Linked DNA regions of Homo sapiens: region 2 is linked to region 1. Evidence: chromatin loops called from intact Hi-C (ENCODE). Cell type or tissue: natural killer cell. All regions are shown on one strand. Links, peaks and the distances in the headings refer to the core of each region. The heading gives the core; the rest is flanking DNA. Region 1 holds the start of LINC03091 (long intergenic non-protein coding RNA 3091). Region 2 overlaps STX18 (syntaxin 18).

Region 1 (5,381 bases), core at 72-5,071:
GCTGTCTCTCTGCTTGGAATGCTTTTCCCATGTGCGATAAACCCCTCCATTCCAAATATTTTAACTCTGTGAAACTTTCTTTGATCCCTAAATTTGACCCCAAGTTAATCATTTTTCTCCCTCTGCTACAATTTTCACATTTAGCTTTTAAAAGATATTTAATATATTGTGCACCTCTTATACTAGGCTGTGAACTCCAACTCCCTGAGACAAGTTGTTCATTCATTCGTCAAATATTTATTGAGCTCCTACCATTGTAAAAGGCTCTGTGCTAAGTACTAAGGATGAAAATGGAGAACAAGATGCAGCACTTTCCCTCAAAGAGCTTGCAGTCTAGTGGGGAGTTTCATTAGGTAACCAAGCCATCCTAATCCATATTGCTGGCTTAGAGTCTGACACATGGAAGATGGTGAATGAATGCTTATTGGAATTTCTAAGACTGGTGGCAAGAGCATGGAACACAGTACTCATTCCCTGCTAAAGACTGTTCTCGCTGTCTCTGTCCTCAAGGAGCTGGTTGTTTACTGGGAGAGACAGACACCAACTGTATATAAAAAGAGCACTAGAGTGTTTTCCAGGCCATGATGTGGCACACTCACTGTGAGCTGCTGCAGCAGACACCGTTGGGTCTGCCCAGGGCCCTCAGATATCCTGCATGCCCTTTTCTGGCTCTGCATGCCCATCCTCCATGCTTCTGTGAGCTCCACTCTTAAGACTCACCCTGCAGCCTTCTTGGAGGGACTAACCTGGGCTACTGCAGCCACTTCTGCAATGGCAGTGAGCGTCAGCATTTCAAAAACAGACAGGCAGGAGGGTAGGACAGCCCGTGTTCCTTGCCTCCAAGCAGATGTAACCTACTCTGGGGAGCTCGGGATCAGGCTGGGACTGGGACTTCTGATGTGATGTCCTTGTGTGGCCTCTTCTCCTTTCCTCTCCTGCTTCCTCCACTCCCCTCTTGCTTTCTTGTGAGAGCACTTCCTTCATAAATACTTTGCCCAGTCATTCTCCACGGGTTAGCATGTGGGAAACCTGGTCCAGACACTGCGTTCGCAATACCTGGCCCTGCTAATGTGTAGCTCACAGGGCAGGTGTGTGCTCCAGCCGGGAATCCAGCCAGCTAAGTATCTGATATAGTTTGGCTGTGTCCCCACCCAAATCTCATCCTGAATTGTAGTTCCCATAATCCCCAGTGTCGTGGGAGGGACCCAGTGAGAGGTAATTTAGTCATGGGGGCTGTTACCCTCATGCTGTTCTTGTGATAGTGAATGAGTTCTCATTTGACAGTTTTATAAGGGGCTTTTCCCCTCTCTGCTCAGCACTCCTCCTTCCTGCCCCCATGTAAAGAAGAACGCGTTTGCTTTCCCTTCCGCCATGATTGTAAGTTTCCTGAGGCCTCCCCGGCCATGCTAAACTGTGAGTCAATTAAACCTCTTTCCTTTATAAATTACCCAGTCTCAGGTATGTTTTTATTAGCAGCGTGGGAATGGTCTAATACAGTATCCAACCAATCAAGTGCAGCTTCAGAGACCTTGGGCTTTAAGAAAAGGGCTGAAGGCCAGAGAAGATTTCTCAGTGAAGGTGAGTTGAGCAGGGCCTTAGGGGAGGGTAGGTCATTAGGTAGAAAGTTGGGCATTGCAAGGCGAGAAAACAGTGTATGAGCTGCTGTGAAAGACATGGGAAGGGGAGAAGCTCAGGCTGTTTCTCCTCCACCAGAGAATGCCCTCCTCCTTCCTCCCCCTTCCTCCCAACACACACACACACACAACACACACACACACACACACACACACCAGTTTTCTCCCGGAAACTGAGCTAATCCAGCCACGCCCCGACAGACATTTGCAGTGATTTTACACACACACACACACACACACACACACACCAGTTTTCTCCCTGAAATTGAACTAATTCAGCCAGGGCCCCCCTACAAACGTTTGTAGTGATTTTACTCCCAGCGTGGACTCTCCTGCCCGGTCAGCTTCAAGGATTCCTTTGGTCCCAGAAATAGCCAAGGTGGCGGTGAAGGGAGGAGCTGTTTCATTTCCGAAATGAAAAAGTTTAAGATAATTACACAGACGGCTTGAGCCTGCAATGGACAAAAAGTTTCATTATTGGACCCCTTTGGGGAAGGCGCCTCCCATCCCCAAAGGAGCGGGTTAACCGCTCGGCTGGCGCGGCCCCGCCCGGGTCGCCGTCTGAGAGGGACGGTCGCGCCCCCTTTGAAGTGCGGCCGCGCCTAATGAGGGACTCGCTGGGCCTCGGGATCAAGTGTCAGCGCCGCCCCAGACGCCGCAGGGCAGACAAAGGGCGCGGGCCGCCTGGCGGCGCTGGGAGGAGCGTGCGGCCCGCGGCGCTGAGCGGGACAAAGGCGGAGACGGGCGCGCGGCGGGGTCCCACGGGCAGAAGAGCCTGGCCTCCAGCGCCCGGCGCCCGGTTCGCTGCCTCCGGAGCCCCCAAGAGCCTCTCTGAGGGCGGGAGCGGTAGCGCAGGCCACGCCGACGGCGACCACAACGCGCCTGCGCCAAGCCCCGGCCCCAGCGTAACCTCGTGGGTGACAGTGTGACCTGGGTTTTCTCCGATACGCGCGATGTGCCCGCTGAGGGCAATATAGCACCCCCCTCGCACCTCACCCTTAGGCGTGCCAGGCACTCTTCTAAATCCGAGCTTCTATTAACCCATTTCCTGTCCTGCATCACTTTGCAAGGTGGGTGGGGTGAGTAGCCCCATTGTCCAGCTCACTCCATTCTACAGATCAACCCATTGTATAGCTCACCCCACTGTCCAGCTCACCACATTGTACACGTCACTTCATTGTACACATCAGCCATTGTACAGACCACCCCATTGTACAGATCACCTCGTTGTACAGATCACCTCATTGCACAGATCACCCCATTGTACAGATCACCTCATTGTACCGATCGTCCCATTGCACAGATTGTCCCATTGTACACATCACTCCATTGCACAGATCACCCCATTGAACACATCACCTCATTGTACAGATAACCCCTTTGTACAGATCACCTCATTGTACAGCTCGTCCCATTGCACAGATCGCCCCATTGTACACATCACCCCATTGTACACATCACCCCATTGTACAGATCACCCCATTGTATAAACCACCCAATTGTGCAGATCCCATTGTACAGATCACCCCACTGTACAGATCTGTGAAGCGAGGCGCAGAAGGAGTCCCAGATCACAGAGCTAGAAGGGATGCTGCTGGGCAGGGTGGCCTCAGAGTCCCAGACAGATGTTTAAATATTTGACATTTTTGTCGTCTTGTGTGTGTATGTGTTTTTAAAAACCCTTCATTTATTTATTTAAATTTAGAAATATATTTACTTTGATTAAAAATATATTACATTAAAGTATTCTTTATCTTGGTTATTGAGATTTTGGGCGCCCTCTTAAATTTTGGGTCCCAGGCGAGTGAGGCCCTGTCTGGCTTTTATGCCTCTTTACTGCCTGGGTCGAGGCTTTGGATCCTCACAACAAGCTCTCGCAGGCAGGGTTACTGACCCCTTGGATATTTCAGAAGGGGAAAAACTGAAGCTCAAAGATGTGAAGTGACCTGCCCAGGGATGCCCAGCAGGGACTGTGACACCAGCTAGTTAAGGTACCAAGTCAGTACCTTGCAGGCCCTTAGCTACCTTTGTTTTGTGGAGCCTGGCCGTCATCATAGCAAACTTCAAAACACATTACATATGGCCTTTTTATTCCATAATATCTGAAACTATATTTTAAAAATAATTTTGATTTTGCTTTTAGTTGGCTACAAGGCACTAATTTACAGTGGCTGTGATTTCACAGAAATGATTGGGTGTACTGGGAAATTCTTGCAAAGTGAGAAAATTAAATCCTTTTCACATGTAATGAAATTTTTAGGAATAATTAATTTAGCATTTTAATGATGTTGACACGGTGCTACCTTCTGTAGACATTTAATTAGACATTTATTAGTTTTGACTTTGTAGTTTGCTTTCCTCCTGGTGGAGCCAAAAATTACTTTTCCAGGTCTCCAGCATTTTTGTTGGAAATCCCTTCCAGCAGCATGGGGGTCCCAGGCAACTTTCTTAGGGTACCCAACCCCTAGGATGGTCCTGCCCACTTCAGTCCCCCACCTCCTCCCCATGCTAGGGGTGGGGCACCTCCCATCTTTCTAGTGTCCTGGCTTTCATGTGAGCAGGACCTTCTCAGGTCAGGCCCTGCTAAGCTGTAGATTCCCTGGAGTCCAGTGTGATTGTAACCATGTCTCAATCACCAGCCTAACTCTAATAGAAGGAGGGTACTTGTCAGTGCTGAATTGAATTGTGAGTTTCTCATGAGAGGTTGGGGTAGAAGAACATGAGATATTAAGTGTACCAGAAAAAGGATGGGTAGTTCTGGTGTGTTTCAGTCAGCTCTGGCTGCTATAACAAAATACCATAGCCATAGGGTGGCTCAGATAACATTGACTTCTCATAGGTCTGGAGGCTGAAAGTCCAAGAAGTAGGGGCCAGCTGATTCTTGTCTGGTAAGGGCTCCTGTCCTGGCTTGCGGATGGCTGCCTTCTTGCTGTGTTCTCACATAGTGGAGAGAGAGAGGGAACAAGCTCTCTGGTCTCTTCCTATAAAGGCACTAATCCAGTCATGAAGATCCCACCCTCATGACCTCATCTCAACTAAACTATCTCCAAAGGCCCCACCTCCAAATACCAACCTTGGGAGTTAAGGCTTCAACATATGAATATGGAGGGAACACAAACATTCTGTCCATAACATGGTGCTACTACTCATGTTGTGTGTCCCCAGGGAAGTTTCTGCACCTCTCTGTTCCTCAGTTTCCCCTTCTGGAAAATGAAGGTGGATCAGAAAATTTCCTATCTGAAGCTCCTTTCAGTGCCATCATTCTCTCATATGGGTTCATGGAAGAAGCAGTTTGGTTTCATGCAACTGAGCATTAGGGAAAGGTAAAGTTCTAATGGCCTACTTTCGCAAATGGGGTCAAATAGATATTTTCTCCAGTGATAGCCTGTGATTCTCTGTGATTTTTTTTTCTGGGTGCACTCTCCTCACTTTTCCTTGAATCCTTAGCAGACACTGCCATGGTCTTTCTGTGTGTCTCATGCCATTGTGACTTGTGTGACCACCAGGCATTGGGCTTGGCATGTGGCAGGTGCTCATTGCAGGAGGGAACATCTTTTCCAGATGAGGAAACTGAGGCACAGAGAGGTCTGAGTCAATGCAAAAGCAATCTAACTGCTATGATGTTTCTGCACAGCCTTCTCTGGAAGAGGAGAGATTTTATATATCTGCAAATTGCATGGACTTTCTTCTTACCTGTACCCAAACCACAGCTGCATGAGGTCAGTGAGGGACACTGTGTTCCCACTA
Region 2 (5,381 bases), core at 278-5,277, 52 kb before region 1:
TATACAGACGTATTATGAAGCCTTTACAATTGACCACACAAACACAATACCACAATGTAGGTCAGCTTATGCACTCAAATGCCAAAGTGAAGCTTATAGGGAAGTAAACTACAGACATAAATCTGCAAGGGTAGAATTCCACCCAATGATCCTAAAATTATTTCAAGGAATCAATCTCCAAGTATGCATCATGAAATCAGAAGAGCCCAGTTAAGCTTTTAGAGCGGGGGAGGATAAAGAAGAAAGAAAGAAAATGAAAGACTTAAGAAGAGGCAGCAAAGGTTTCACCAATCATTATATCATTGAGAGGGCTCAAACTACAGATGAAGTTAGAATACAGATGATTGTAGAAAGGGTATTTAAAATTATTAACTGATCAAATATTTGTAGTTGTCATTAAAAAAAAAATACAACTTAGCAATTCAGTTCAGAAAGAAGAATATCCCCAGGAACATACACATCTGTTTAATATTACAAGCCAACTGTCAACATCCTAAGTGAAGTTTTAATTTAATATTTTTTCTTTCTTGATGTTTTACCTTTAATCAATGCCTCATGAGAGTATCAACTTTCTATAAGAAACTGTTAAATATAAAGAAATGTTATTGTAGCATGTTTATAAAATCATAGTTCGAGAACTTTTTATTTTTCCAAAGCCTGACCACAACTTAATTATCTGCAGGACATTCCAGGCTCACAATTGCAAGCTCCAGTTCCCAAGCAATTTTAAACAATATCTACTGTACAGGACAGAGGGTACACAAAAGACCGCAACATGGTTATATTTCCAAAAGTCAGCATTAGGCCCTTTAGACATGGTTTTTATTTTCATTAAACAATATTTGTTTCCTCACTAATCATTAAATGGTTTTCATCACTATTGCCTGCTTTCCTTTCACATGTCAGTTGTTAGCATCAGTGTTTGTGTTCATAATAAATATAAAAGTAATCCACCCCATCATTTAAAAATGAACACACACGACGTCTGGTTCAATGAGTGTTAAGAGACTTAGCAATATACTCACACCCTGAATACTGATCTATTTTAATCTAGACACTTAAAAAAACGTAATGGAGTAATAGACTATACAGCCCTCTCCTTTAAATCAGATTTAAGCTTCGTGCCTGCTTATGTTATTGTGGGCACACAGATCTAATCAGTGGTTCAAGACATTTACTTGGGAAAATGAAAGAAGAAGACAGTAAGTTCATATCCCTGACCATAATGGGGAGGAGTTGAGAATATTGCCAATTCCTTTAGATGCATGAGAAAACTAGCCTGATTAAAAGTAACACACTAGAAACTGACCGAAATGTGGAGGAGCAACTCACAGAGCACTCCAGAACTTTAGGAATAATTCTGAGAAAGTAAATTTTAAAAATAAATAAAAGCTGTATGCTATAAAGTATTAGGAACAATAAAAAATATGTGAAGTGTGGAAGAAACAAAGAAAAGTATAACAAAGTCAGAGGTAAAATTAATCATCAGTAGAAAAAAATAATCCAGCAAATAATCTGGAAAACCTTCAAGAAGTCAAGATACTTGCATTGTTGCATTGGAACTAGCAGAGTTTCCAGAAAATCAAATTATTTAAGTACAAATAAACTAATTTTGGATTTCAGATTAACTGGCCAGCAGCTATGTGAGTGCAGAGAGACAGAAATGTACAAACACATGTGTTTACTGGCGTATGTGTTTATCAAACATTCTATAGCACTTCTTATGTGCTAAGCACTTTCAAGGTGCTTTACTCAAATTAATTCTCCAAAATTAGGTACTACTTTATTCCCATTACATAGATGAGGAAATGAGGTTAAATATTTTATCCACAGATCAGTTGCAGGAGGTGGTAGAGCCCAGAGTCCATGCTCTTAACCATCATGGCACAAATCATTCCAGGTGACATTACCTCTAATCCAAGTAAAAACAAGCTTATTACTTGGAGGGATCCACAGGCCTACGTTCTCCATAGCTGCCTCCTCAGACTTCTTATTCTCTGCTGGCTTCTCAAATGTAGTCTTTTCCCAGGGACTACTCTGAGGCCCTCTTTTCTTCTGACTTGAAATTCCCCTTGGGTGATCCCACTCTTTCCTCAAGGCTTCAATCTCCATTTACATTCTGATGTCTTTTCCAGTCTAAATTCCTGGCTTAGAAATCTTTCCTCCAGTACATTTCTATATTTACAACTGCCTGGGAAACGTGTCCCTTGGGTGTTCAGCAGGCACCTCAAGTAACTACAAACCTGAACTCATCTTAACTACCTACCTATCACAATGAAAACCTCAAAGTCATCTATAACCACTGATTCACATCTCCTACATTGAACAAGTCCCAGCTCTTCTCAAATATATCGAGTCTACTCCCTAGCTCTATAGTAACGAGCTGAGTTCAGGTCCTTGCTGTATCTTGACTAGACTTGATTACTGCAACAGCTCAACTGGTCCTCCTCCTTGCTGCCAGTCCTTCTCACCTCTGCCGAATCCACCAACTGCCAGCAGAATGATCTTTCTCAAATACATACCTAACCACATTAGTCCCCTACTGAAAACTTTTTCTAGTGCACCATGGCCTTCGAGATAATGCCATTCCTCTCCCATTCTAGGGGAATCTCTTTTTACCCTTCAAGGCTTAACTCAAAACTCACCTCTCCTGTTATGCCCTCTCCCTTTAACCCCTCCCACTGAGTTCTTCACTTCCACCTGTGTCCACAGACACTTTGATAGCAGCACTTATTAGAACATGCTTTAGTTATGTGCCTCTAAGTCTATTTTTTTCCCTAGATTATGTGTTTCTCAAAGTCAGACATTGTCTCACTCACGTTTGTACACCTAATACCTAACCTAGTTGTATGCCTGGCATATAGTTGGTGCTTAACAGTAAGTGACTATGAGTAAGTGAATAAATAATTCATTCTCAGAGATACCTTCAGTTCAAAGTGGTATTTATAATGCCTAAAGCAGAGTGAATGGGCACAATTTTGAATGCAATGTACATCTCTTGTTGGCCACCCCCATGCATTGCTCCCCTCCTTCTGGGAACAGCTCCCCAAATTTCCTTTGGAAACAATTCGTCCCTGATTCTCAGCCAAATGTATTGGGTGGAAGTAACATACTGCATCAGATGCAGAGCTGGGTCCTAAATGGACCAAGCTAGGCAGTATATCCTTTTAGTGGCAACAGGAGTGGATTGAGGATAAGAATATCACTCAATTTGAGCCAGTAAGAGAAAGTGAAACCCAGTCAAGCAAAGAGCCTCTCTCTTCCTCCAGAGGGGGCATTATGAGAAAGTGAGGCCTGCAAGTGCTGCAGCTCAGTGGCTGCCACAAAGCAAGGGCGTTAGAGGCGCCTTAAAGGCGCCAACACTGTGTGTGCAAGGCAGAACAGAGGGAGTAAGAAAAACCAGGCCTGTGGTGACACTGTTTGGTTCACCGAGTCCAGCCATGCCAGAGGTTAAGTCATACCACTAGACTTTTCAGTGATATAAATCAATAAATTCCTTTGATCACTTAAGCTAATTTGTGTTGGATTCTCTGTAACTTATAACCTTAGTAAGACTTCTGATAAAGCAAGTTAGTGTTTATGGGAAGAAAATCAAGCCACACATTTGAAGAAATGTACAGAAAAAGGAGACAAACAGGGAGAGGGTGAGAGTGGACCGCAAATTAAATTTGATAGGATACGAAGAAAAGAAAAGAAAAGAAAAGAAGCTAACAAGGTACAACACAAAATAGAAGAATGAGATTCCAGATGTGGAAGGAAAGCTTTCCATTCCAGACAGCATCAGTCAGGCCCACATAGGGGTATCCTGTGGTACATTTATGAAAAGAATAAAGTTTTATAAAGAGCTAGAAAAAGAAATTTTAAAAGTAACCAATGTTTCTTTTTGAAAAGGCCTTTATGAGAAAAAAGAAAAGACTTTGGGATAATTTAATCTGGAGAAAGCAAATCCTAGAGGCAATTTAACTTGTTGAAGGGTTATTTATAAGGAGGTGACTAAACAGCTGTTCTCCAATTTCACAGGGAAAAGAATGAGAGGAAATTGATTTAAATTTCAGTATGAAGCTCAAGGCAGGCAAAGGAGAAGTGCTTGAGGGAGAACTGTTAATGATGAAAAAAACTAAATGGAAAACTGGATTTTTATGGCTTTTAAAAGATGGAAAATTACCTGTGTTGATTCATTTAGTTTGGGGGTAAAACTACTAAACAAATATTTGAGGTGTGCCTTCTGTTCATTTATTCAAATGCCATGTATGAATCCCTACTATGGGCCAGATGCTCTGCAAGGCACTAGGAATACAAAGACCAAGAAGATATGGTGTCTGTTCTGTCTAAAGGCTGTATTACTGGGTACAAGAGCCACTGTGCTAAATACAAAGAAGCATGAAAATAGAGTCCTGCTCTCTCCTTTTCCATCCCCTGTGCCCAATATAAGCCCACAAATAAACAATATCATTTGAGAGATAACACAATCGCAGCTGAAAGGTTAAGTGACAATGTTATTACTAGATAAAAACACAAAATAATAAGGCAAGGGATGTCACAAGCCATACATATTTCCATAGTAAGAATACAGGCAGCAAATGCTTTCAATTCAAGAGGAGACTAGTATAGGCTAGAATGTGCCTTTCAAGATCAATGGAATTTGAGAAAGTGAAGGAGAGCAAGCAGTCCAGGCAAGAGAAATAGCAGGAGCCAAGGAAGGAGGCAAGAAGCTGAGGGGACTGCTAACAGAGCAGCATGGTGAAAACTGGTGGGATGATGGGGGAAGTGTGGGGTTTAACACTGGAGGTGGGTAGGCTAGCTTTATAAAGACCAAATATCTGAGAATCTTTGCGTGGAGAATGAGCGGTACTGAGCGCTTCTGAGCCAAAGTAATGATGAAAGCAACATCTTCCGTGCAGTGGCTTAGCTTGGAGAGGGACTGAGGGCTCACCGTTACTGTGTCAGCTCAGGCACAAGATGGTAGGAGTCTGAACTCCTATGGTAGCAGCAGAATGGATGAGACGGAGAGAAAGTGCAGGTGCTTATTCACTTAATTGATTTCCAAATACTATGTACTGAACTGTGCTCTGTGCTGTGAGGGGAGTGGAACACAGTGTCTATCTTCTTGGGCTTGGTAATTAACTGGATAGAGGACAGGAAAAGGGAGAATGACAGATGTAACTGCAAAAATGGCAGTCAGGGTGGAGGAGCTCTCTGGTGAGTTCGAATTCCTAAATTTTTATTTACACAAGCTGGAACAACAACAAAACGTCAAAATGTAAACAGGAAAACCAATCCTCCCAATATACGACTTCATGTGCACCATGGAAGATGCTGATTTTATCGCAGTTGAGTCAACGGGAAAGTATAGAAGCAAATATGCTTGTACTGGTTGAACT

The links. Hi-C counts contacts between places; a loop is a spot of excess contacts. Peaks named below come from ENCODE experiments on the same cell type or tissue, not always from the same donor. Only the 100,000 strongest peaks of a DNase experiment are listed, where the experiment ranks them.
Region 2: a loop joins it to region 1, with 3 times the contacts of the local background. A loop is called at or near these places in 1 of 110 quality-filtered maps.

What each region holds. Positions count from the first base shown.
Region 1 is chr4:4,573,126-4,578,506 of GRCh38, forward strand. All of the region lies in intron 2 of LOC124900165, which reads left to right. All of the region lies in intron 2 of STX18-AS1 (STX18 antisense RNA 1 (head to head)), which reads left to right. LINC03091 (long intergenic non-protein coding RNA 3091) reads right to left here and starts at 2,766. Exons shown (of 5, transcript NR_199719.1): 1 at 2,631-2,766; 2 at 1,933-2,086. RefSeq lists a silencer at 2,200-2,559. In natural killer cell, for the core only: a CTCF peak has its summit at 2,325; DNase peaks (open chromatin) are centred at 1,816 and 2,506; H3K4me3 peaks cover 1,092 bases; H3K27ac peaks cover 374 bases.
Region 2 is chr4:4,521,273-4,526,653 of GRCh38, forward strand. All of the region lies in intron 1 of STX18 (syntaxin 18), which reads right to left. LOC107986254 (a long non-coding RNA gene) reads right to left here. Exons shown (of 2, transcript XR_001741564.2): 2 at 5,196-5,381. Among named protein-coding and RNA genes, the nearest start is that of STX18, 18 kb to the right of the region's middle. RefSeq lists an enhancer at 1-1,051. In natural killer cell, for the core only: a CTCF peak has its summit at 3,267; a DNase peak (open chromatin) is centred at 3,299; H3K27ac peaks cover 1,601 bases.